Linked DNA regions of Mus musculus: regions 2 and 3 are each linked to region 1. Evidence: chromatin loops called from intact Hi-C (ENCODE). Cell type or tissue: left cerebral cortex. All regions are shown on one strand.

Region 1 (8,000 bases):
CCTTCCTTCCTTCCTTCCTTTCTTTCTTTTCTTTTCCTTTTTTCTTTTTCTTTTTCTTTTTTTCTTTTTCTTTTGAAACAGGGTTTCTCTGTAGCCTTGGCTGTCCAGGAGCTTGCTCTGCAGACCAGGCTGCCCTCAAACTTGAACAGAGATCCTTCTGCCTCCGCTGGATTTAAAGGTGTGCACCATCACTACCCAGTACTTATTCAGTGACTTTCTAAATCCTAACGTAGTCATCAATATTCATATGAGATGCCACCTTGATGATGTATGAGCCTCCACGTTTGTAGTGAGAATCGAGACAGCCCTTTATTCCACGTGGTGATTTACTCAAAGAACAAGACAGTATCCACAGTGGCTTTCTCCACCCCAAACCACGACCACAGAACTCTTTGCTGCTTGCACTCTGGAAAAGACGGCAATGCTGACTTCTGACTCTGGGTCACACTGGAAAGAACATGGTGTCTTGTTCTGCTGTCACATGCCACTTGCCACGAGACAGCTTGAAGTAAGCCTCTCCAGGTAAATAGCCACCCTTTATAGTTTTGAGCTGTCCGATTTTATCCAGACTTTCGCATTTCCTTGACAGTGAAAAGGAGCGGTTCTTTCCACGAAGATGCCGAGGAAAGGAACTCTCTCTTACCTCTGAGAAAGCTATGTCATATACTCACAAAGATATTTCAGCAAAGATGCAATGATCTGAGCTAAACACGGCAGCTAAAATAAATGTTATATAAGAAAAGCAAAAATGAGAGCAACTAAGGAATAGTGTTGAGGTCAAGTCCGTATACCTGCTAACTTTGTTTTTAAAAAGAGATTGGGATGGGTTAGGAAGAGGAAGATGGCTTAAAGCACAAACACTGCTTCTGTTTATCTGAACTTGGTTCCCAGGACCCAGGTTGGGTGGCTCTCAACCACTTGTCACACCAGCTTCAGGGACATCTAGAGGTACTTCTGACCTCTAAGGGCACCTGAACTCTACTGCATAAATTCCCCTCACAATACACATAATTAAAAATTAAACTTACAAAAACAAAACCGAAAACAACCCAAAGTTCCGTTACCTGAAGTTAGTTAACATTGCTACTTGGGTAGACGGCCACTTGGTCCGGTCATGTACTTTAACGCCTGGTTTTTCTCACACTTGAATTATAAACACGCGGTGTTTACAGATTAGCAAATGGATGCCTGGGGTGTCTGACCCAGTTCACTTGAGCCCAGAGGGTGCATAAGATAAACACTTTCCTATCCAAACGCAAGCGAGTGGTGTGGAATCTTTGTCTAATTCTTTCCCAGGAATACTTACGAAGCAGGTGCCATTCATCTTGCTGGATTGTCTTGGTTAAATTGAAAGGAATGTTTCTTAAGCGGATTGGCTGAGAAAAGTGGTACTTGATTGCTGTGCATCGCTGTGCAATACCTTGGAAAAAAAAGAAGAAATGAGATTTACTAGCCTCTTCATTTGTAATAGAATTCTGGAGCCCAAGGCAGAATAATTTATCCTAAACCAGGTTGAATGGGGAAGGAGCAGGGAATCTCATGATTACTGTCATTAACAGAGGCGACTCATGGCAGCGAAAACCAAAAGCTTGGAATAGAGTTTTAAAATCACATTCCATTTTATATGCATTTATATATATATATGTATAATCACTAAATGCTTTTCAACACTGAGTTCATATGACTTAAGCACATAACTATTGAGGGAGGGGGTAGATGTGCTCAAATGTACAAACGGTTGAAGAAAACCAGCTTAGAATTCTAAATGGATGCCTGAACACCCTGTTTGAATTTAATCTAGTTTCAAACTCTCAATTAAGTTTTTCCCAAAAATTCATTAGTGTATGTGTTATTTGGAAGCTAGAAGACATTTTTTCCTTAGACAACTTTGACACGGTGGTTTAGGAAGTAATTATAATTGATGAACATAAGTTTACTTAGTCTTCCAAGAGGCTGTGTCATCCCTTAATATCACTGACTTGAACTATGATTTTTTTTCTTCCCCTCAGCTGGTGGCATAGCTGGTCCCATATATGATACCGCTATGTGTAGCCATGGGGTCGTGTGCACCCCTCATCCTCTGTACCCAGTGCTCCTATTGACTGGCCTTGGTGTCTATTCTTCCCTTCTAGTCTTCCGAATTCTATGAACAGCATCTACCGTCTCTTAAAACTCAGCAACAAACAAAACATACTTCTCTGGGTCAGTCATCTTGGCCAGTTGTCTGGATAAATGCATCTCATTAAACTGACCTTAGAAACAGTGTGTGTGTGTGTGTGTGTGTGTGTGTGTGTGTGTGTGTGTGTGTGTGTGTTGTAGCCCTTTAACTGCAGCAGCTGTTAACTAGAGAATACTCACAGATGCCAATTAATTTCTAGTGGATAGGCAAACTCCCAAAAAGTAAAAAGACAAAGTGGATTTAAAAAAAAATCATAAAGCAAAAGGAGATTAATCTTATAGAAATAAATACTTGGCAAACCTGCCAAACACTAACTAATATTAAATAGGACATAAAATATCCTAGGAAGACACAAACTCAAAGGCTAACTCAAGGCAATAGGTGAGCTATTCTGACTGTATCTATAACAAGATAAGGGATGGAGTTAGTAATTAGCTTAGTGAGACCAGCCCTGTGAGGTAAAGCCCAAGACTTGGCTGATGAGTTTTACCAAATGTTTAAACAAGAATCAGCACTCCCTCTGACTCTTCAAAAACCAAACAGAAGTGGAGGAAACACTTCCCAACTGGATCTGAAATCAAGACATCACAAGAAAGAAAACTATATAATATCTTGTGTTTGTGCCTTGGGTGTCAGTCCTCAGGTCTCTCTGCCATTTTTACCCACCCACACTCTTTTTTCTTTCTTCCTCTCTCTCTCTCTCTCTCTCTCTCTCTCTCTCTCTCTCTCTCTCTCTCTCTCTCTCTCTTTGAGACAGGACCTCTCACTGGCCTGGAACTCACTAATAGACTAGGTAGTCTGACCAGTCAGTAAGTCTTTAGAGATGAACCTGTTCCCAGTTTCCAAGTGCTGGGAGCATAACCTTTACCATCCCATCCAGCTTGGATCTCAATCTCCCCCCGACTCCCCGCCCCTGCCCTGGTCCTTTAAAAAAACAAACAGACAAACAAAAAATATCATGGGTTCTGCAGATCAAAATTGTGTCCTCTTACACAACTCCAGGAAAATATGCCACTTTCTTTGATATTTTCTATGCAAAAACTGTTCCCAATACTAGCAATCTGAACTCAGCAACATGTAAAAAGCCATGCACCATGACCAGATGAGACACATGTCGGGAATACAAATGGGTTCACTAGACAAAGTTCAGTTTATGCAGAATACCATGTATGGACCAGAAGACAGAGATGACCTGATCATCCCAATTACACATAAAAATTATCTAACAAAACCTCCGTGAGGGATGGGGAAACGGCTCAGCAGGCCAAGGGCTTGCCCCATCAGCATGATGGCTGGAGTTCAGATCCTCAACACCTACATAAATACTGGCTGGGCGTGGCAGCCCATCCTAGTCCCAGGAGAAGCCCAGAGAGAGAGAAGGTCCCCAGAGCAAGCTGACTAGCTGATCTGTTGGAACAGGCACGTTCAAGTATGGTGCTCTGCCTCAGTATCTCAGATGCAGAGTAATTTATGTGGATGGCCAACATCAAGCCCTGGTTTCTACCCGCATCCACATATACTTGTTCCTCCACAAGGGGAGATAGAGATATACCAATACACCACACACATACACATATAAAAGTAATCCAATTGACATTCACCAACGACCCCAGGAATAATTATTCCACTAAACAAAAAATGTCTGAAGTTCAGAGGTTGAGGAATTAGCCTAGGCCACAGTACAACGACATAAGCAAGTCTTAATGTGTGTGTGGTTAGACAAACTGAATTCTTTAACTTTTAGAAACTGGTGCTAATTCTACAGATTTCTACAGTTATTGCTATTCTAAAGTAAAACGGTCAATTCGATATGAAAAATCGATTTTTTTTCCAATTCAGTACCAACGTGAGCACTTTTGGAAACAAAGCTGCTTCCTGGCAGAGGGCTGTGTCTGTCTCCATTTTCCACACCTGTCGATACATTTCATTTGGGGATTAGACCAGCTACATGGCTGACTCCATGGCTTCCCCACCTGCATCTCTTAGAAGCTGCCTCATGCTGGTGAAGAGGTACGGAATTGGGAAAACAAAACAAAAACCAGCTTTCTCAGACTCAGAGATGGTTTGCCTAGAACGACTTCTGCACTTAAGACACTGTGTGCTCCCTTAAACTACTCTAAACATCCCTGGGACTGATTCTCTCCTCTGTGCCTTCATAGTACCACGCAGTCCCCCAGGAGGCAGGGCTACAGGAAGAGGGCAATCGCCTGGCCGGTGCTCTGCTGGAGTGAGACCCGAGGCTAGCAGCGCAGACATCACCAGACACACTTCATATCCCTTGGATCTTAGTCTAATTGCCAAGGACGCTGATCGAGCATCAGAAGGTGGAAAGAGAGGGAGCAGATCTGACGAGCAGCACTCAAAAGTCTCAAAGATCAGAGGTCTGGTGGGGAAGCTCTGATATCCTAAGCTCGGTATACAAGAAAATGTCCTATGTTCCCAGTGCTCCACTCCTGGGGAAAAAATGATCAGAGAGACTCCGGACTTTGGAGAAAGAGTGTGTGAAGGACGGATCCGAGGCCAGCCACAAGACTTCCGATCTCCTTCTCTTTAATACGTGTTCTACCGCCACAGCACAAAGTGAGACAGATTTGAAGAGGAAAGTGTAATTATCAGGGTTTGGCTTCCCACATCCCAAGCATTAAGCCAATAAAAACGACACAGAAAAAGACCTGCTGGTGCTGGGTGGCTCACCAAAGCTATTGACTCAGAAAGAAAGACATGGACGGACAGTCTACATGGGTGAGCATGAATTCCCTGTGGTGATGGTAAGGAGTGATACCGGCAAAATCCACTAGGAGGCGTTAGACCCCAGTGCTCTCAAAGCCACACAAGCAAACTCTGAAATCAACCTTGCTTTCTGGGCTCAGAAAGGACGAATCTGGCGCTCTGCAAAGGAGCACAGAAAGCATGAGCTCATAGCACCAGATGGCATCGCACAATGAGGGGAAAAAGCATGCAGGGGGCTGAAAAGAACAAGCCGTGGTCTATATTTGGTGAATAATTAGCTTCTTACAGGGCCAAGTAAAGCCACTTTAAGGATGCTAAAAAACCATAGAATAAGATATATAAATAAATACATCCTACTGGATGAGGAATGGAGCCTTTGGTCTGGTGAATCGTTGCTGTTTCTACTGCTGACAATAGTGAACTAGCCCCACAGCTAGTGAGTCGCGGGGACACACGGGGAGGTTAAATAAGGGAGAGACATAGCAAGTATGAGATACTACAAAACTCACAGTAATTCAACACTGAGACGTCATTCAGGCTTCGAACCTGGGCAGAGAGACAGGACGTGGGTTTGAATTACAGCTGTGTAAACTTAGCAAATCCTTTAACCTGCGCCTGAGTTCCCTCTCTTATAAAAGCAGAGGTCTGATGGCATAGACTCTGTAGGGTTATTGTGAAGGGCTTAGCCCTTTATAAACCTCAATGCTGGACTGTGAGTCATCTCTTGGCAAATGCTCACATTCATTAGACAGAACCACTGCCCCATACCAGGAGGCTGGACCCTAAATGGCCATCGCAGATTAGCTCATGTGTACAAAGGGATAAACAGAACCATGCAACAGTTGCCCGGGGCAGTGATCCAACCACTGGTCCCTCTTGCCTGTCCACTCCTGTCTTCTGTGCAAGACTCCCAGCACTGGGCTCCTGCAGAGATTGCCAACTAACGTCGATATCACTCTTCTCTCAGACAGCAGGCCACATGTGTGCCACCGCTGGTCTAATCTGCTTTGTGATCACGTACGGTGTCTGGGGCCTCAGTAATCCCTGAGAGGTCTGGAGAGATGGGCTCAGAGATAGGTTCGGTGGCTAAAAACACGGGCTGCTTTTACAGAGAACCTGGGTTTGATTCCAAGCACCCATGTGGTGACACATAGTCATGTATAAAACCACTTCCAAACGATCTAGTAGCCTCTTTTGGTCTCTGAGAGCACCAGGCACACACATGGAATACAGAGAAACATATAGGCAAGACACATACACATAAAATCCTTCCTTTAAAAAATAAGTTAAATGTAATTTGAAGTCATCTTCCTGTATTTTGCAGTATCATGTTATATTGCTTTTTACTTTTTTTAAGATTTGTGTGCTTTTATTTATGTGTATGATTGTGTTGCCTACACAAATGTATGTGCACTATGTGTCTACTGCCCAGGAAGGCCAGAAGGGGGAACCAGATATCCTGGAACTTCAGTTACTGGTGTGGTGAGCCATGGCCTGGGTTCTGGGTTCTGGATTCTCTGGAAGAGCAGTATGGGGCCATCTCTCCTGCCCCCACTATATTTTTTACAACTCTCATTTTGAGAGAGGATCTCTTTACATAGGCCTGGTTGGCCTGGAGCTTGCTGTTAGACCAGGCTGGCCTCTGCCTTCCAAGTGCTAGGATTACAGTTATGTGCCACTATTCCCAGCTTACGTGGGATTTAAATTAGTGGCTGTGAGAGTTTTACTTGCCATAATAGATGCATTTATTTAAAAATAAAGTGCTTGGCACATATAAGCATTATGTACTTATTTATTACATAGCTTTAGTGTTCGGCCAATATGCCAACTTTCCAATTTTGACAACTGAGAGAGAGAGAGAGAGAGAGAGAGAGAGAGAGAGAGAGAGAGAGAGAGATCTCATACTCCCTCAGTGCATGATATTAGGGTTTCTGTGTATCATATCACACCGTGAGAACGTGTGAATGGCTTCCCATTGACTGGAATCTCTGTAGCCCTACCTTACTGACCCTGAGAATAATTCCCAGAGGCCACTTCTGTCCTTAAAAGTATTCCATGGCAGTGCTGTGCCTGTTTCCATGACCCTCCTATTCCTACGGTGCTTGCCTTCAATTCTTCCCAAACTCAGTTCTGTCTTCTTGAGCTCATGCCTTGGTTGCCGAGTTCTGACTTTGGTCTTTTCTGGTGGGTCAGAGAGTCACCCTCTCCGCTCATGACTCAACTCCCTTATAAGCAGACGCTATGGCTTCTTTGTCAGAGCGCGGCATCTCTCAGATAAGTCTGGAAAGGGTAAAATAACAGCAAGGCCTCCGACACTTGAGAGCCTCTCGATGGCAGGTCACGACAGTATGCACTCTTCCTAAAACACTTAAGGGTCACTTGGAATTCCATAAGTGGCCCATGGGCAGAAAGTAAAGGACTCTTTGTTTCTTTAAAGCTCTGCCAGCACACACCCCAGTTTAAAGGGGGAGATCGGCCCTAGGGTTACAGGTCAGGGCAGCGGCTATGTTCTTGTCAGAGAGACTTCATCTCAGAGGGAAGCAGGTGTTAAGCAGATGAAAGAAATGTCCCCTTGTCGCTCCCTTTATCAAGAGCTGACTTGAATTGAATAAGCCAAGTGCAGTAAACTGGGCAGCTTCTACTGACTAGAAGAGCCTTGGCCAGCTGCAAGCACCTTCCGAGGGCAAACCCGTCCAGTCTACGTACTGAAAGGAGGATACGCAAGCTGAAGGGGTAAATATGAGTAGGATTGTCCAGAGGGAAGAGATGCCACGTGCTACACAATTCCAAACTTCCTAAGAGTCATATTAAAAAGTAAACAGGGGAATTGACTTTATTGTTATGTATAGACATATAAGCATAGCATTTTGATCTTCTGTGTGTAATTTGTTTATTTCTATTTGAGGTGTATTGGTGTTTGAGCTGCATGTGTGTCTGTGTGAGGGCATCAGACCCCCTGGAACTGGAGTTGCAGGCAGTTGTGAGCTGCCACGTGGGTGCTGGGAACTGAAAAGTCAATGTTCTTAACCGCTCATCCATCTCTTCAGCCACAATTTTGCTTTTTTTTATTTTTTTAATACAGAATCTCATA
Region 2 (8,000 bases), 110 kb after region 1:
AAGACATTGATAAGACCCTCTCAGGACTTTTTACAAGAGAGGAACCTTGAAGCATGAGCATTGGAAAGTGTACAGTAAATCTGACTCCACAAGAAGACAAAATGCTATAGGAGAGAAATAACTTTCAGAGACCATGTTGCATGGCCTTTCTCATGCAAAGAAGGAGAAGCTGGGGTTCTGTGGTTCCTTAACAACAAGGCTGAGACAAGATTCTCATATACTTCTTCCATTACGTTTCTAGCTCTGTGCTTTCCCAAAAGCCCAGAACTTAGAAAGCTAAACGTATGTCCAATGCATATAAAAGGAAATAAAATATTGGAAGAAGTGCCACTCTAGATTTCATCTAGGCAAAGTACCAAGTAATATCATTTGTCTTAGGAATCAGCCTTGTGGCCACTCATGAAGTACTTGCCAGTTGAGATACGTAGCTGCTTTATTGACTCTTATTCTACAAAGACAAAAATTCCATTCCTAAGTTGTAATGTATATGTAGATAACATGTTGTTTGATACCAAAATAGTCATTCTCTACCCCCCCAGAGAACAATAGGATTAGTGGATGCTAATACCAATGCTAATGTTAGCCTATTACAAATGTGTCATGCTGTGGCTCTATTCTGATTTGTGCCTTGAGACACAGATTTCATATCACTCACAAATTACAGTATCTATTTAGTTTTTATAGGCTGCAGTATGTTCCACACTAATATTTCAATTTAATCTTTTCTCTCTTGAAGATTTATTTTGTCTGACAACCCACATATACCATGTAATCAAAACAACCTAGACATTAGACATCTGGGCCATAGTGTGTTGGTCCTCCTCCATGATAAAACAGCTTATTGAATGTTCCTGCATGCTAGGCGCCATGATACAGAAAGAGCAGGCAGGAGATACTGGAGAGAAGCTTACAAGGGGGAATTGGTCAAGTCATTTGCCCTTGGCAGGGCTCTTAAACTGTGGGAGAAACAGACCTCTGGCTCAATTATTAAAGTTCAGTATGGTTCAGTGTAAAGAGATAGGAAGCAGGGAGCTTATGAAGAATTGGACTTGAACTGTGTATCAGGGAGCTCCCACTTGAACCAAGACTCAAAAGAAATTATATATCAGCCAGAGAAGAGGAAGGGCATTTATAAAGCAACCAGCATGTGAAAAAGTCTAGAGAGGTGGAGGAAGTGTTTGGAAAATAATTGAGTGTTTATTTGGATGAACCTAGAATCCTTGGAACCTAGAAGGTTGGAGCAGGAAAAACGCAAAAATTCAAAAAGCATTCCAACATCCTGGGGAGGCTCTGGGTATTGTGCTGTGGAGTTTAGACTTGCTTCTCTAGGAAAATGCACTTTTATGTGGCATAGGAACTTAATCCTGTAGGTTCAGGAAAGCCAGTGACAGGAAGCAGGAGGTACTGCTATGTTGCATGCAGCAATGCAACAGCAAGAACTAAAGGGCTGGACCACAAAACTTGCAATCACTGTGATTATGGCATCTGTTGGTAAAGAATCCCAAGAGATGTCTTTTATTGACTGTGTCATTGTCGGTGTCCGTACCTGAAATGCTGGGCTATGGCAAGACTAGAGTCACCCTTGCCTTATTTCAAGCAGTTGTCCATAACATAGGGTTACCTATAACATTCATATAAGCAACTGGCATGTCTCCCAGGGACCTATATTTAGTTCTTTCTTCCTACTTTTTTCTTTCTAATGACTTTGTATGCTGACCCCTTTCCTCTGCTCTAGGCTGGTCAATAACCAGGATGAGATTTAGAGACAGCAATGACGTAGCATCACATGGGAAAACAAAGAAATCCACCATCCCAATGAGAAAACGAGAGATAGTGAATTACTATAAACAGCAGTATATGATCTCCAAATTCAGAGCTCACTGGTAAATGGCAGATTAGAGGGGGAGGGAAGATTAAGCAGGGAGACATTTGCTTATACCCAACACTGTGTCTTAGGGCCTGAGAATGGGGGCATTGCCCACACAGCCAGCTTGCGGGTCTGTTTGCTAGATGCTGGAATGAACAAAGTCTGTAGAGAGGACAGTACAGAGGGAGAACCTCCCTCTGCCTTCCCATTAGCAGCTCTGCTTGTGTGAGGTTGTCTCCCCTGAAAGCTGAACGAAAAAAGAACCAGTGGCTCCCATGTCTACCCAAGAAGCTAAGGCCTTGACTTCTGTGGTGAAGTCAAATGTGGCCAAGGACTCTCTCTGAGTCTGAGAAGCCACATTCATCAATTTCTTCCTATCATGTGTCAGTATGAAGACAGAGAGGCAGATATACGTTTCCTTGACCCCTAAAACATGTTCCCCTCTAAACAAGAGGTCAGACATAGCTAAGTAGAAGACAGGAAATGTCAAATAAACATCTTATCCAGAAAAACTTAGATTTTTAGAGAGGCATCAACCACTCTTGCAGTACAAGTGCATCCAAACATTGCATGGGACGCTCTTACAATAAATAAGCTGTTGTTCCAAAATTAAATAAAACTAGAGATTGCATGCTTTCTGTCAGCCCTTACTCTATGGAGCATAGACTCACATCTCCACATCTGAGTCAAGGTCTCAGAATCCTAGACATGGAGGAGAACTCTAAAATCAGTCAGTCCATCATCTTAAATGAATCCATGATGAAACTGAGGAGACCCAAAGAATTGCCAGAACTCACCCCAAGTCACACTATTAATTAACAGGAGACAGGGAATACAGCACATCCCGAGGCTCCTATCGCAGTGTTTCCCCCAACCCACCCTCAGCTGTCACCCTAAGCCCTTTTTGTCCCTTGGCTCACTAGCTCCCAAATTACTCAAAATCCCCCAAGGGCAAAGGAATCATTTCTTTTAATATCTCTTTCCAATGCTTTATGAGCCCTGGCAGAACAGTCGGTATAGAGGAGCTGGCCATGTGGCTAAATTACCTGGACACCAGCCACCACTCTCTCCTCACACCTTCTGCCTGAGAGTCTGTTGTGGCATTCTGTTTGTTTGTCTGTTTGTTTGCTTGTTTGGGTTGTTGTTGCCGCTTTGGCTCCTGGGAGGTTGGTACCAGCCGTTAGCCAGGTGTAAAAATTATTGTCAACACCCCAAAGGCTATGAACTGTAATTTTTCTAGATAACATAGCTTTTGGGAAGAATCGTGAGGTAATGAGTTCAAGAAAAACACACCTGAGGCCTGGGGCTGTGTGAAAGACAATTCTGTTTTAATCAGCTTCCCTTTGTCCGGAGCTTCCTGCCAAGAGCCAGTGAGGCTCGGAAGAGTCCCCTTCTCTCCTTTCCCCTGCTTCCCTCTTGTGGACAAGCGGGCAAGCCATCATGACAGTGGTTAGGAGGAGGGAATAAGACCTCTGTGGCCACACAGACTGATACCTCTGATGTCTTCATTGCTTGGGGGATATGTTTAATCAGTTCTTGACAAATGGGGGAAACAGCAGCTTCAGAGACTTCTATCCATCTCACATCCCACACGATTTTATCCCCCAAAATAAAACCCACCCCCCAGCCCCTTGTCTAATCTCCACATTCCTGATTTCCTTTTATTATAACCCACTAAAGATGTTGATTTCTTAGAATCAATGCCTTACACTTCTGGGAACCAGGTTGCACTAGTCTACTTAGAAGAGACCACAGGTACTAAAGCAGGATGCTGGGATGTCTGTTGATGAGAGTGGTATTTATTTAGTACCTACTATCTCTTCCTCTACTCACAAGCTACACAGTTCCTCTCTTGTATCTATGACCTTCAGGGCAGTCAGTGAAACAGATACTGGGATTTCTGCCCACTTCACCAATGAGGAAGGGAGGCCTGAGAACTTTAAATAACCCCCATAATCTCCCGTGGGAACAGTGGGATTGGGATGCAGGCTCAAGAAGATCTGGCTGTGGACTGGAGAAAGACTTTCTACACCGATGAAATGGTCTGCTGCGTGTCCAATATGGCAGATATCAGTGACAAGAAGCTACTGAGCATTTGAATTGTAACTATTGTAAATAAGGATCTAAAGTTTTACTTGTTTTCTACTTTTAATTTAAAAAGTCACTAACGACAAGAAGCAACTCTGCTAAACCAAATGATGTATAATGTAGTACCTGTATTATTCTAGTTGACTGGGCTCCATATCTGCTGAGCCACACATGTGCATTCACGCATAACCCCCCAAGTATATCAAGGATGTATTTAGCTCTATCATCCACTTGGACCTCATTGCACACACTGGAAAGCTGATAGTTGATGTCTGTCCTGTTTGATTCCGTAAGGCAGGAGGAGATGAATTGATAATATAGGAGACATGGGCTCTTTGCTCTGTAAGTAACAGATCACATCATTTTTTGCAACTTCCTTCTCTTGCCCTGTTCAAGGACAGAACCATACTCTAGGATCTCAAAGACCCCTTCCAGCTTTACACTCTGGGGTTGGAAATGTCCCTCAGAGCTCCCCTCCACCATCAAAGGGGCACATGGGCAGACAAGAGCTGCAGGTGAGGAGACTGGCACCAGCACTGATTGCCTGGGAAACAGACAGCAAGCGTGCTTGATTGTACACATCCAACACCTCATAATATATAGGGTTCTTTTTTTAGCGCCCTAATCAGAAATTCATTTGCATAATTAACATCTTTAGGAATAATTGCAAATGACACATCTGTTCACATCGCCCCCTCCTTGGCAAACTATGTGTTATAAACATAGTTTCTTTGGCTTTGTAAACACATGATGCCTGGCCTTTCCTTGTTGCTGTTGTTACTTGCCATTCTGGGGAATTTACCGCCCTCAGTGACCCAAATCTCTATAGTCTCATGCTGTTGGGGGTTGAACTAGTTACTCTTCTATTGCTGAGAAGAGACATCATGACCAAGGCAACTTATGAAAGTATTTAATTATAGTTTCAGAGGGTGAGTTCATGACCATCATGGCAGGAGCATGGCAGTAAACAGGAAGGCACAACACTGAAGCAATAGCTGAGGGCTTGAATCCTATCTCCAAATTGGAAACAGAGAGAGAAACTGGGTCTGGTGGAGGCATTTGAAAGCTTGCTGTCTAGTTAGTGGAATGGGGTCATTCTCCTTCAAACCACCATAGCAGTAGTAGGATCTGTTACCAAATGCCCATTTTTGACTAACCACAGAGCAAGATTATTAACTTTGGCTCCCTGGACCAAGGTTTCAGAGAATGCGTGAAATTTTATAAACCTCTGGATAAAAAAGGAAGATATAAGTATGTGTTCTGAGGTGAAGATTCCCAACTTCTATCAGTTGCAATAAATGTCCATACCTGCCCATATGCATACACAAATGGCTCACAATCACATATCATATGATTTTATTCATATGAAAGTCCAGGACAAAGTATCCACAAGGATAAAGACTTTCTAAAGGGTAGGGTATGGAAAAATGGAAAGATGAGGAATGATATCTAAATATGGAATGTATTCTTAAGGGGATCCAAATATTCTAAAACTGACTGATAGTCACTACACATATCTATGACTGTACTAGAAATCATAGAACCATATGTTTTAAGTGGCATGTGAACTGTATTTCAATTAGACTCTTTTAAAAGGATAATCAAGAACTACTTAGAAAAAAAGAGCCACAAGCTATAGATATGTACAAAAAAATAATAATGCTGAGTTCTCTCTGTTATTAGAAAGCCTTGAATGATACCAACTGTAGTCCTCCTGGTTTGATTGTGCAGCTTACAGCCTCCTTGATGGCATGAAAAGGAAGCTCCAGACAGCATTGGCCAAACTCTAATGAACACAACAAGAGCTCCATGATGACTTTTAATATTCAGTGGCCCAACATTCTCCTGATGGTCGTGTATTAACTGCTTTTTATCACAGTGACCAAATACCTGAGAAAATGGCCAAAAGGAAGGAAGAAACAGTTCGGACTCAGAATTTCTGAGGTTTCTATCCACCATCATGTGACAAGGCAAAATCATCCTGCTGATAGGAAATGGTGGAGAAAAATGGATTATTTTATCATAGCCCAAAAAAAACAGGAAATGAAAGAAGAGTCCTGGAACAAGATATGAACTTCCCACCTCAGCCCAGTGACTTGCGTCCTCCAGCTAGATCCTACTTCCTACAGCCCATCACTGGACTACATGGGTGAACGTAGAGTCCTTGTGATCCATTCTCCATTCTACATCTCAGGACTAAGTCTTCAACTCATGAGCTTTGTTTATGACAGAAGGACATTTTTCATATATATAAAATATAACACCTATGGCTAACACAGCTCTAGACCTAATGCAATAGTAGAACTATTTGAGATTCAGAGGCAAGGCTTTAAGATGGCTTCCAAGACACTGCCCTGAGACCACTATGAAAAGGAAACCAGTACCACCAACCTCACTGAAAACTACCACAGAGGCACCAGATCACACTTAGTACCATCTGCCACATTCATGAAGGAAGCCATCTTGGATCCTCCAGTTCAACCCAGCCATACAGTGATCCAGATAAAGACAATACAGGAGCCATTTGGTCAACCCATAGGACTTGGCAAATTACAAATCACTATGACTTTTAGTAACTACATTTGAGACATTGATATACAACAGCAGGAAGCAGAAGGATTAAAACACATAACATGGGGTCTCTCTCAGACATCTTGGGCTTATTAGTCATGCTCCAGTCAAGCTTTTCTTCTACATATGCATGGCAATGTCACCACACGTATAGCTTTTGTTGCTGATCTGCCATGTGAAGAAGGCAAGAAATGTCCCCGTTAAGGATCTCTTTAAATTTTCACTGACTTCATTTCTCAGGATGCCTTGTCTGGGCAGCCTCAGGGTGTTTGGTGTTTTATTGTACTGAACTTGGGTCATATTTTCTCCCTGATGTGAGGGTTATGATTCGGGTTTAAGATTGGAAGAATGCTAATGCAGGGTGCCTGGAAAGAGAGAAAGGAAATGGGGGTGGTAGCAGTAAGAGGGAACAGTATTCCCCTACCTTGACTCTCAGCCCATAGCAAAAGTCTAATTCAAGGAAAAGGTAGTATGGAGATTTGTGGTGTTTCATCTATGTTTTTATCTTTACTGGGTTCAGACTCACCAAGGAAACACATCCCTGCCTGTGTCTATGAGTGTGTTTCTAGGAATGTTTAACTAAAGAAGAAAGACCCAGCCTGTATGTAGATGGCAAAATCCCAGGGACTGAGGGTCCCCAGCTGAATGAAAGCAGAGAGCTGAACACGACCATTCATCTCACTGTTTCCAGACTACGGATGCAATATACCAGCTACTCCTGCAGTTCTGCCTTTCCCACCGTGGTGAAGTGTATCCTCACATGTGAGCCAGAATCAACCCATCCTTCCACAAACAAATCCTTGGTTCCCTGCCACAGCAGCAAAATAATAATAATAACAACAACAATGAGTAGGAGATTAGTTTGTTATAATTGCTGTTATTGTTTTGGTTAAGTTTGTTTTGGATGTTAATGGCTCTGGAGATGGAACCCAGAGCCTTACAAATGTTAGGCAAACACTCTACCACAGAGCTGTATCCTCAGCATGAAGGTCTAATTTTGAGAGAAGAGAGCTGACGCTGGAAGCTGAAAGAGAGTTGCCACATCTGCTCTAGTAGCTTTAGAGGCCAGGAGGGAGAGCGGGCTGGCAGTCTCTCCTCCCTTCTGCCCCACACTGCCATGTATACAGACAATCACAATCACCTGCTTCCTCACGAGGAACATGACATAGTGGAGTCTCAGTCTCAATGAAGACACAGTCAAGCTGTAAGGTCCCCTGACAAGCCGAAAGACTGTATGAGCCCCTCTTCAAAGCAAAATCACAGCTTTATTAGAGATTGTTGGTGAAGGTAACATGCAAATATTTTCTTCCCTCTGTCCCTGCAAGGGATCGCTTCCAAGACAACTCCCATCACTTGAAAGTCAAAACTCAGGTTCTCAACGCCCCTCTTTAAAGTGGCATAGTAAGGACTGGAGAGATAGTTCATCAATTAAAAACACAAGTTGAGGTCCTGGATTCGGATCCTAGCACTCACA
Region 3 (8,000 bases), 150 kb after region 1:
TGCTCAAATCAGACCCAGTGTGTCTCTTCTTTGCAGTCTACAGATCCAGATGTAGAACTCTCAGGTGACTCTCCAGCACCATGCCTGCCTGCATGCCACCAGGCTTCTTGCCATGATGATAATGGACTAAACTTCTGAACTGTAAGCCAGCCCCACTTTAATGTTTTCCTTTCTATGAGTTGCCATGGTCATGGTGTCTCTTCACAGCAGCAAAACCTTAATACACCCCAGTCACTGGCTTCAAGTCAGCCAGTTGGGGATGTCGCTTTCCTACACACTTGCAGAACTTTGGATTCAGTCCAGGAGAATGACCGAATAAGACACGGGAGGAAACCTGAAATGAAAGATAAGGCGACACACCAATAAAAGATTGGTGGGGGAGATAGAGATGGGAGGAATGTGAGAGAGAGTCTATGTGTGCTGTAAAAGACTGAAGCGTTACAAGAAGATCTAGTCTCGATTTCCTTTTATGTTGGGCAGCTCTGAAGATCAGGTTTCCTTGTCATGGCTTTGGGCTACTCCCTTGCTTTTTATTATTATTATTCTGTCTACTTGTACACATCAGACCAGATGGGACCCCAGGATTGGATCACATCAGTCTTCCAAGTCTATACTCATAGAGCACCTGTCACCTGTCACCCAGGCTACTAGGGAATAATAGTGTACAAAGGAGCTCATGTCCTTGTGGCTATACATATAAAACTGGAAAAGCAAACGTTAAAGTCAGCCTCAGAATCACTGCTATAAGATATTAGATAAGATATAGCCCAAGAGGCATCCTGGCATGCAAACAATTAGCCTGGGGAGTAGAGAGAGTGGCTTCTTAGCCACACCGATTAAAGAGGCCACCATCAAAAAAATGAGCACTGAAAACCAGGACTGAGCTGAGAGCACAGTGGGTAAAGTTCTTGCCGTACAAGCTTAAGGGCCGGTGTTCAAGTCAAAGAACCCAAGTAAAATGGGTAGGCGTGGTAGTTTGCACGTGTGATCCTTGTCATGGGAGTCTGGGGTAAAGAGAAGCATTCACACTATCTCAGGGGTTCTCAACTTGTGGGTCACATTTCAGATATCCTGAATATCAGATATTTACATTATGATTCTTAACAGTAACAAAATTACAGTTATGACGTAGTAATGAAACAATTTTATAGTTGGGGGTCACCCCAACATGAGGTATTAAACTGTATTAAAGGGTCATAGCTTTAGGAAGGTTGAGAACCACAGCCCTGGAATCAGCGAGTTCTAGACCAAACAAACATACACACACACACACACACACACACACACATACACACACACACATAGACATACACACATAGACATACACACATGCACAAGCACATAATAAATAAATAAGTAAACAAATAAGTAAAAAACCGGAATGTACCAATTATTGACGAAGGCTTGGAAAAGTTGGAACCTTCATGGGAAACGATATGATGACTGCTCAAAAGACTAGGCCCAGACTATTCCCAGACAACTCTCAATTCCACTCTAGGATCTCAAAGAGATTCTCTTAAGTTTTAAAAAGGAAGAAAATTCTGGCACAGCCTGAAGCTGAAGAATGCACTTTGAGAACATTATGCTAATTTAGCTAGTCACTGCAAAGCAAATACTATATAATCCACTTACATAAGGGACCTGGAGTAGTCAAAGACATAGAAAATGCAGTGGGGTTTGAGGGTTTGGGGGAAGGGAGGCAGGGCAGGGCATGTGGTTTAGCAAGTTTAGAGTTACAGTTTTAAAATAGGAAAAGAATATTCTAGACCAGTTGCACAATACTGCAAGCATACTTAATACTCCAAAACTAAACACTTCAAAATGGTTAAGATGGTAAATCATGACATGTGGATTTTACCACAATTTAAATTGTGTTTAAAATGCAGATTAAGATAATTACGTCTGCTTTGGGGCTAGACATTCCTCCGTGTCTAATCATTTGTGTCTTATCTACATAGAGAGAAATGTCTTTCAAATTTCAGAGTCTAAGCTACTGCAAAGATTAATTCAATGCAGCCTGTGGGAACCAGGTCCAGGCAGAAATAGATGGGTGGTGGTGGTTGTTGTTTTGTTTTGTTGTTGTTTTTGTTTGTTTGTTTGTTTGTTTGGGGTTTTGGGCTTTTTGTGTTTTGTTGATGTCGCAGTGATGCCAAAGCTCAGAGAGCTTGAGAGACACTGCTGTCTGTGGAGTTAGTTTTTCTGAGTCAGTTCTACCTTTCTGTATTTAGCAAGGAACTCAGCTGCCAGCCCAAAGCAGGGCTCTCACTTAGGATTACGGAAGGGGCATTTAGAAACACCTGTGATTCAGTGCGGTTACTCCCCACCCCCACCCACCCCCACCCCCCCACCCCGCCCGGGGAAAGATTCTTATTGCTCTGAAAGGCTCAGCCCAGGGTGAGTTTTAAGGATTCTTGAGCAGTGCTGGTTAAAAGCTGCTAGCTGAGATGTTTAAATGTTAAGTGAGCCTTCTCCTCAGTCTACCTGTTCCTGCTTTGGCTGCAACCCGCCCACACAGACTGCCCTTTCTCTGTCCTCTCTGCTGCCCTCAGCCCACATTCCGTTGCTGTGATGATGTAAGTACTTGAAGGTGGCTGATGATTAAGGGAACACGGTGCCCTCTAATCAAGCGTAGCCAGCAGGTATTAAATGCCGTCTGAAATCTCAAATCATATCCTTTTGTGCCAATTAGCTTTGTGCCCTGAAATTTCTGACCTTTGGCCTGAGCTACCGTTTTCCTTCGCGTCACACATCATCCCCTGCAGAAGAAGCCCAGGAAAAGGTGGGTGAGTCATCTAGCTCCTCCTACTCTAGTGGCTGGGCAGGGGATTTGCGGAATATATATTCAATGGTATACCACCTATATGTTTGCTAACTATAGACACTTGTTGCAAACCTACTAGGTACTGGGCATATGTTAAGATGTGTGAATAAAATCAGCAAGTCACTCTAGAGAGATGACTCAGAGGTTAAGAGCACTTCCAGAGGACCCAGGTTCAATTCTCAGCATCTGCATGGTGGATCAGAAATCATGTCATTCTTCCAGGGGATATGACGCCCTCTTCTGGCCTTCTTGGACACCACACATGTATAATATATAGACATGCACAGAGGAAAAACATACACATGAATAAATTCTTTATTTTTTTAATTTAATTTTGAAATAAATATATAGATATTTTATTTTTACAAAATAAAATTAATAGTTCTCTCTCTCTCTCTCTCTCTCTCTCTCTCTCTCTCTCTCTCTCTCTCTCTCTCTCTCTCTCTCTCTCTGTCTCTTTGTCAGCAAGTATATCCCCAGCTGTGGAAATTACACTCTGCCTAAATATTGTCAAAATCCAAAGATATCCTATAAAAATATGTTAAGATAATAAGCTTTATGTTGAATGAGGTAATTTTATTTTACTTTTTTAGTCTTGTAATTCAGCAAACCCAGGACTTCAGGCATGCTAGAAAGGTCTAGGTTACTTTTAACCACAATTAAAATTAATTAAAAGAAAACAAAAGACTTAGCCAGGTGCGCACACCTGTAAATCCTAACACTGGGAAGGGTGAGGCAGGAGAATTATGGATTCCAGGTCTGCCTGGGATGTTTTACAAGACACACACACACACACACACACAATCAATTAAAAATAAATGTGTGTCTCAAATGCAAAATAAGAATAAAGAACTCATTTGCATTATCAGGCTAACCTTTGCTCTGGTCAAAGAAACATCTTAAAGCATATTTTTAAAATTCTCTTGATTATATTGAAAAAAATCCTGGAGCCACCAGAAGTTATCACACCATCAGTGTCCTAAGCTATCTGCAATGTCAGACTTGAAAGTTTATTCAACCTCTGTAGCATGGGGTCAGGTGGGTCTGAGGAGAAAACACCACATTACAAACACTGATTGCTTCTTGCTTTAGCTTGCTAATGTAATCTGCTTTGCAGATTGGAATTAGCATAATCTCCCTGGTGATGCCGGCCAAACACGGTCAGAGATGCAGTGATGCAGTGCTGTTTGGGGAGTTGGTTTTGCTCTTCATTGGGTAAATTAGTTTAAGTGAGCAAGGGAAGACCTTGCACTTTCTTGCCAGGGTTGGCAGGGACAACCACTCCACTGCCCTTTCCTTCTTCAAACAGTAAGCGGTGAGCATTCATAGGCTGCAGAACACAGTCCTGCCTAAGTGCTGCTGGCCCAAGAACATTTAAAACAAGTCTGTGGTCACCAGGGTTATGATTTCTTCCCCAGCTCCATTTGACCTTGCAGAAGGAAACTGAATAGCTGGAATGCTTGGGACAATTACATTTAGGGTATGCTATCTATAAAGAATCCAAGCTGCGCCCCTTCTAGCAATATGTGCTTGCACACACCTACACATAAGTACAAATTTTCTGAACACTAATTTTCTTTTGATTTTGTGCTGGCCTCTCTCATCTGTTCTAATTCTCTCTAAATCTGTGCCAGGCACAGGGTTCCAGTGTTCACTGGGATATGCTTCATGCCTATCTGACTTTGGACTTCTTGGAGCTCCTTGGTTATGAATTATTACCCTCCTTTCATATTGCTCATTGATAAGGACTGACTACGGATGAGAAATGGATGCTGTAACCACCTTGGAGCCCTGAGGGGCCTGTGGCACGTTCTGGATCTTGAGAAGAATTCTTGTAGAGTGAGTAGGCTGTGTGGGGAGTTGTAGCTGTGGCTCTTAGCTTTAGTGTGGTGATTTGAACATGCTTAGCCCAGGGAGTGGCACTATTAGGAGGCGGGGGGCCTTATGAGAGGAAGTGTGTCACTGCAGGGGTGGGCTTTGAGAGCTTCCTCCTATTTGCTTGAGGAAGCCAGTCTTCTCCTGTTTGCCCTTGGAACAAGATATAGAACTCTCAGCTCTTCCAGCGCCATGCCTGCCTTGATGGTAATGGACTGAACCTCAGAACCAGTAAGCCAGCCTCAATTAAATGTTGTCCTTTATAAAGAGTTGCCTTGGTCATGGTCTCTGTTCACAGCATGGAAACCCTGGCTAAGACACTTAGCTTTACCCATCCTCACCAGATCTTGGCCATCAACCCACAGAGATTTCCCCCACTGATGCCAGCCTGGCCACTCTACATTAAGCTTCCATCTTAATCTTCTGGAACCATCTTATTTATACCCAGCCATCGTTGTTCTTCCACTCATAACCCAGGACAGAGCACATTGTCTTCTGAGCAAGATATTAGCTGAGACATTCATCCAACAGAGAAAGGAGAGCCTGGACCTGAGAATACTTACTCGTTTGTCATTTTTGTGATCGTACAACTCAAGAGGAATGTGGGGCTTTGGCTTATCTGCTGTGAAGGAAGAAGAGCAAGGAGACTCTGCTACCAATGGGATCTCTTTCTCTCTGGAAAGGCACTTCCCATGGAGTGTATCACTGACCTCTAACACCTCTGGTGAAGCCTATCTTCACTCTCTCCTGATTTGGCTATTTCCATCATCGCTATTGTTCTCCTCCAGGTTAATGACACAGTTCTGTGGTGATTTTCTTGAGTGTCTCACTCAAAGACTGTTCAGATTTTAACTTGCAAGTACTTGAGAGCAAGCCACCTGAATTGCATCCTAATGAAAGGTCAAGGGGATTATCAGTGTACAACTGATTTTTTTTTCCTGTGCGTATTTCCCCTAATTAGGATGTCTTCATTCTGTCTCTCCTGACATAAAAATAGTACTTGTTCATTATTTTAAAATTCAGGCAGAATAGAAATACATGAAAAAGTAAAACCTCTTAATAATCCTACCAACTTTGGAAATTTTTACCGATTGAAATATAGTTCATATGCTGTAACATTCACTTAAAAAGAAGTAGCTTGTTAGTTTGAGATTTTTGTATCTCCATTGTCTCAGTACTAAAAGGGTTGTCCAGTTATTAACACCATCCGTTTCCAGAACTTCTCTAAGACACACAAAGAACTGTAATGCCTAAAGCAGTTACCCCGTACCCCACTCCTCAGTCCATAGCCATCACTAGCCTGTTTCCTGGATTTGTCTATTTTGAATGCCAATGTAAATTAGTTCATACAATATGTGGTTGGGCTGGCTTATTTTCTCATGGCTGTGATGAAAGCAACATAGGCAGGAAGGCTTGCTTTTGTCTTAGTTTGAGGGCACAGTCGGTCCTGGTAGGGAAGTCATCCAAGCAGAATCCTACAAGGGATGGATATGGAGTCCACAGGCAGGAAACAGATATTAGTGAATACTTGTGCTCAGCTCGCTTTCTCCTTAGGTTGAGTTCTGGAACAGCCACACCACACACACACACACACACACACACACACACACACACACACACACACAAGAAGAGCACCCACATTTAGAGTGGCGTTCCCACTCCAGTTAACCTGATCCAGATAAACCTTCACAGTCATCCTCAGAGACTTGTTTTGCAATGACTCTCAATCTGGTCACACTGACAACACAAACCACCATGGTGGTCCCTCTTGACACGAGGCTTTCAACACAGCATCTCAACATTCAGCCGCAAGTAATCATATTTTACTTTTTTCTGTGCCTGTCTGACTAGTCCACATTTCTTTTTGCCCCATACTTATAGATTTATTAGATATTTTCTTTATTTACATTTCAAATGCTATCCCCTTTCCTTGTTTCCCCTCCAAAAATCCCCTATCCCTTTCCCTCCTCCCCCTGCTCCCCAACCCACCCACTCCTGCTTCCTGGCCCTGGCATTCCCCTGTACTGGGGCATAGAACCTCCACAGGACCTCTCCTCCCGTTGATGACTGACTAGGCCATCCTCTGCTACATATGCAGATAGAGACACGAGTCCCACCATGTGGTTTTGATTGGTGGTTTAGTCCAAGGGAGCTCTGGGGGTACTGGTAAGCACAGGGTCCCCAATGAAGGAGCTAGAGAAAGTACCGAAAGAACTGAAGGGGTTTGCAGCCCCAGAGGAGGAACAACAATATGAACTAACCAGAGCTCCCTTGGACTGGCCCACATTTCTTATCTACCTAGTTTTTATTCACTGCTGAACATTTGAAGCCCACATTTAGGTTATTGTGAGTAATGGTGATTTGAACTTTCCTAAGGAAGGATTTGTGTGAATACGATTCAACTTCCTTGACCTGCGTGCTTTTGTGAATAAGCTCGAACCATTGCTGCATACCTCTTTATTGACAGGAAAATCTATTATGACATACTGTTCTCCCCAACTGCTGGCTCTGCTTTCCCATACAGAATTAGAAGGCCCTCCAGTCACCAAATGACTTGAGTGACCTCTGTTGGAAGAAAACATGGCACACACTGATTCACCTGGCCTACATGTCACTGTCCTTGACAAGTGACCTAACCAACTGGATCAAAAACTTCATGGATGTGGCAATGCTGAAGTTTTCCCAGACTCCCTTTCTTTCTTCCTCTGCCATGGGTAGGGACGTCTCAAACCTGGGCCCTATAATGAATGGACACTGGGAGCTGAAAAACAGAGCCATGTTCCCTAATAACCAGTGTAGGGAAATTAACATTATAAGTAATCAAGATTTGCCTTTTACAGTCATGACTATGGCAAAGCTGACTAGTGCATGGGCAAGTCATTTATTATCTTCTTTTCTTACCCAAGAGTGTGTAGTCTTTACACATATAAACTCATATAAACTCTCGGTTTGTTCCAGAAACTGAGATGCCAACAGATTAAGTGATTTATAAATAAATAAATAAATAAATAAATAAAGTAAATAATAAGAGAGTCAAAGTCAACCACTGTTTTTACATTTATTTGAGAGGGGCATGTACCACAGCACACACAAGGTAAGAGGACAACGTTCCAGTGTTGGTTCTCTCTCTCTGCTCTGTGTGTTCTGGAGATCAAACTCAGGTAGCAGCAGCTTAAGCAGCAAGTGCCTTTATCCTCTGAGCCATCTTGCCAGCCCTCCAAGTTAATTTTTAGATCTAATTTTCCATCAAGACGAAGGAAGAGGTAGTTCTGAAGAGCCCACCAAAACGTTCAGAATTCCCTCT

What was found. Peaks named below come from ENCODE experiments on the same cell type or tissue, not always from the same donor. Only the 100,000 strongest peaks of a DNase experiment are listed, where the experiment ranks them.
Region 2: a loop joins it to region 1, with 6 times the contacts of the local background. A loop is called at or near these places in 12 of 42 quality-filtered maps.
Region 3: a loop joins it to region 1, with 2.2 times the contacts of the local background. A loop is called at or near these places in 9 of 42 quality-filtered maps.

The regions. Positions count from the first base shown.
Region 1 is chr17:80,979,600-80,987,599 of GRCm38, reverse strand. It overlaps Tmem178 (transmembrane protein 178), which reads right to left. Exons shown (of 4, transcript NM_026516.2): 2 at 1,307-1,420. Among named protein-coding and RNA genes, the nearest start is that of Tmem178, 39 kb to the right of the region's middle. In left cerebral cortex, CTCF peaks have their summits at 4,979 (motif pointing right) and 6,345 (motif pointing right); DNase peaks (open chromatin) are centred at 5,024 and 5,692; H3K27ac peaks cover 2,113 bases.
Region 2 is chr17:80,870,791-80,878,790 of GRCm38, reverse strand. No RefSeq gene overlaps it. Among named protein-coding and RNA genes, the nearest start is that of C230072F16Rik, 22 kb to the left of the region's middle. In left cerebral cortex, a CTCF peak has its summit at 3,294 (motif pointing left); a DNase peak (open chromatin) is centred at 3,262.
Region 3 is chr17:80,828,586-80,836,585 of GRCm38, reverse strand. No RefSeq gene overlaps it. Among named protein-coding and RNA genes, the nearest start is that of Gm33596, 23 kb to the right of the region's middle. In left cerebral cortex, a CTCF peak has its summit at 3,078 (motif pointing left); DNase peaks (open chromatin) are centred at 1,608, 2,150 and 2,476; H3K27ac peaks cover 604 bases.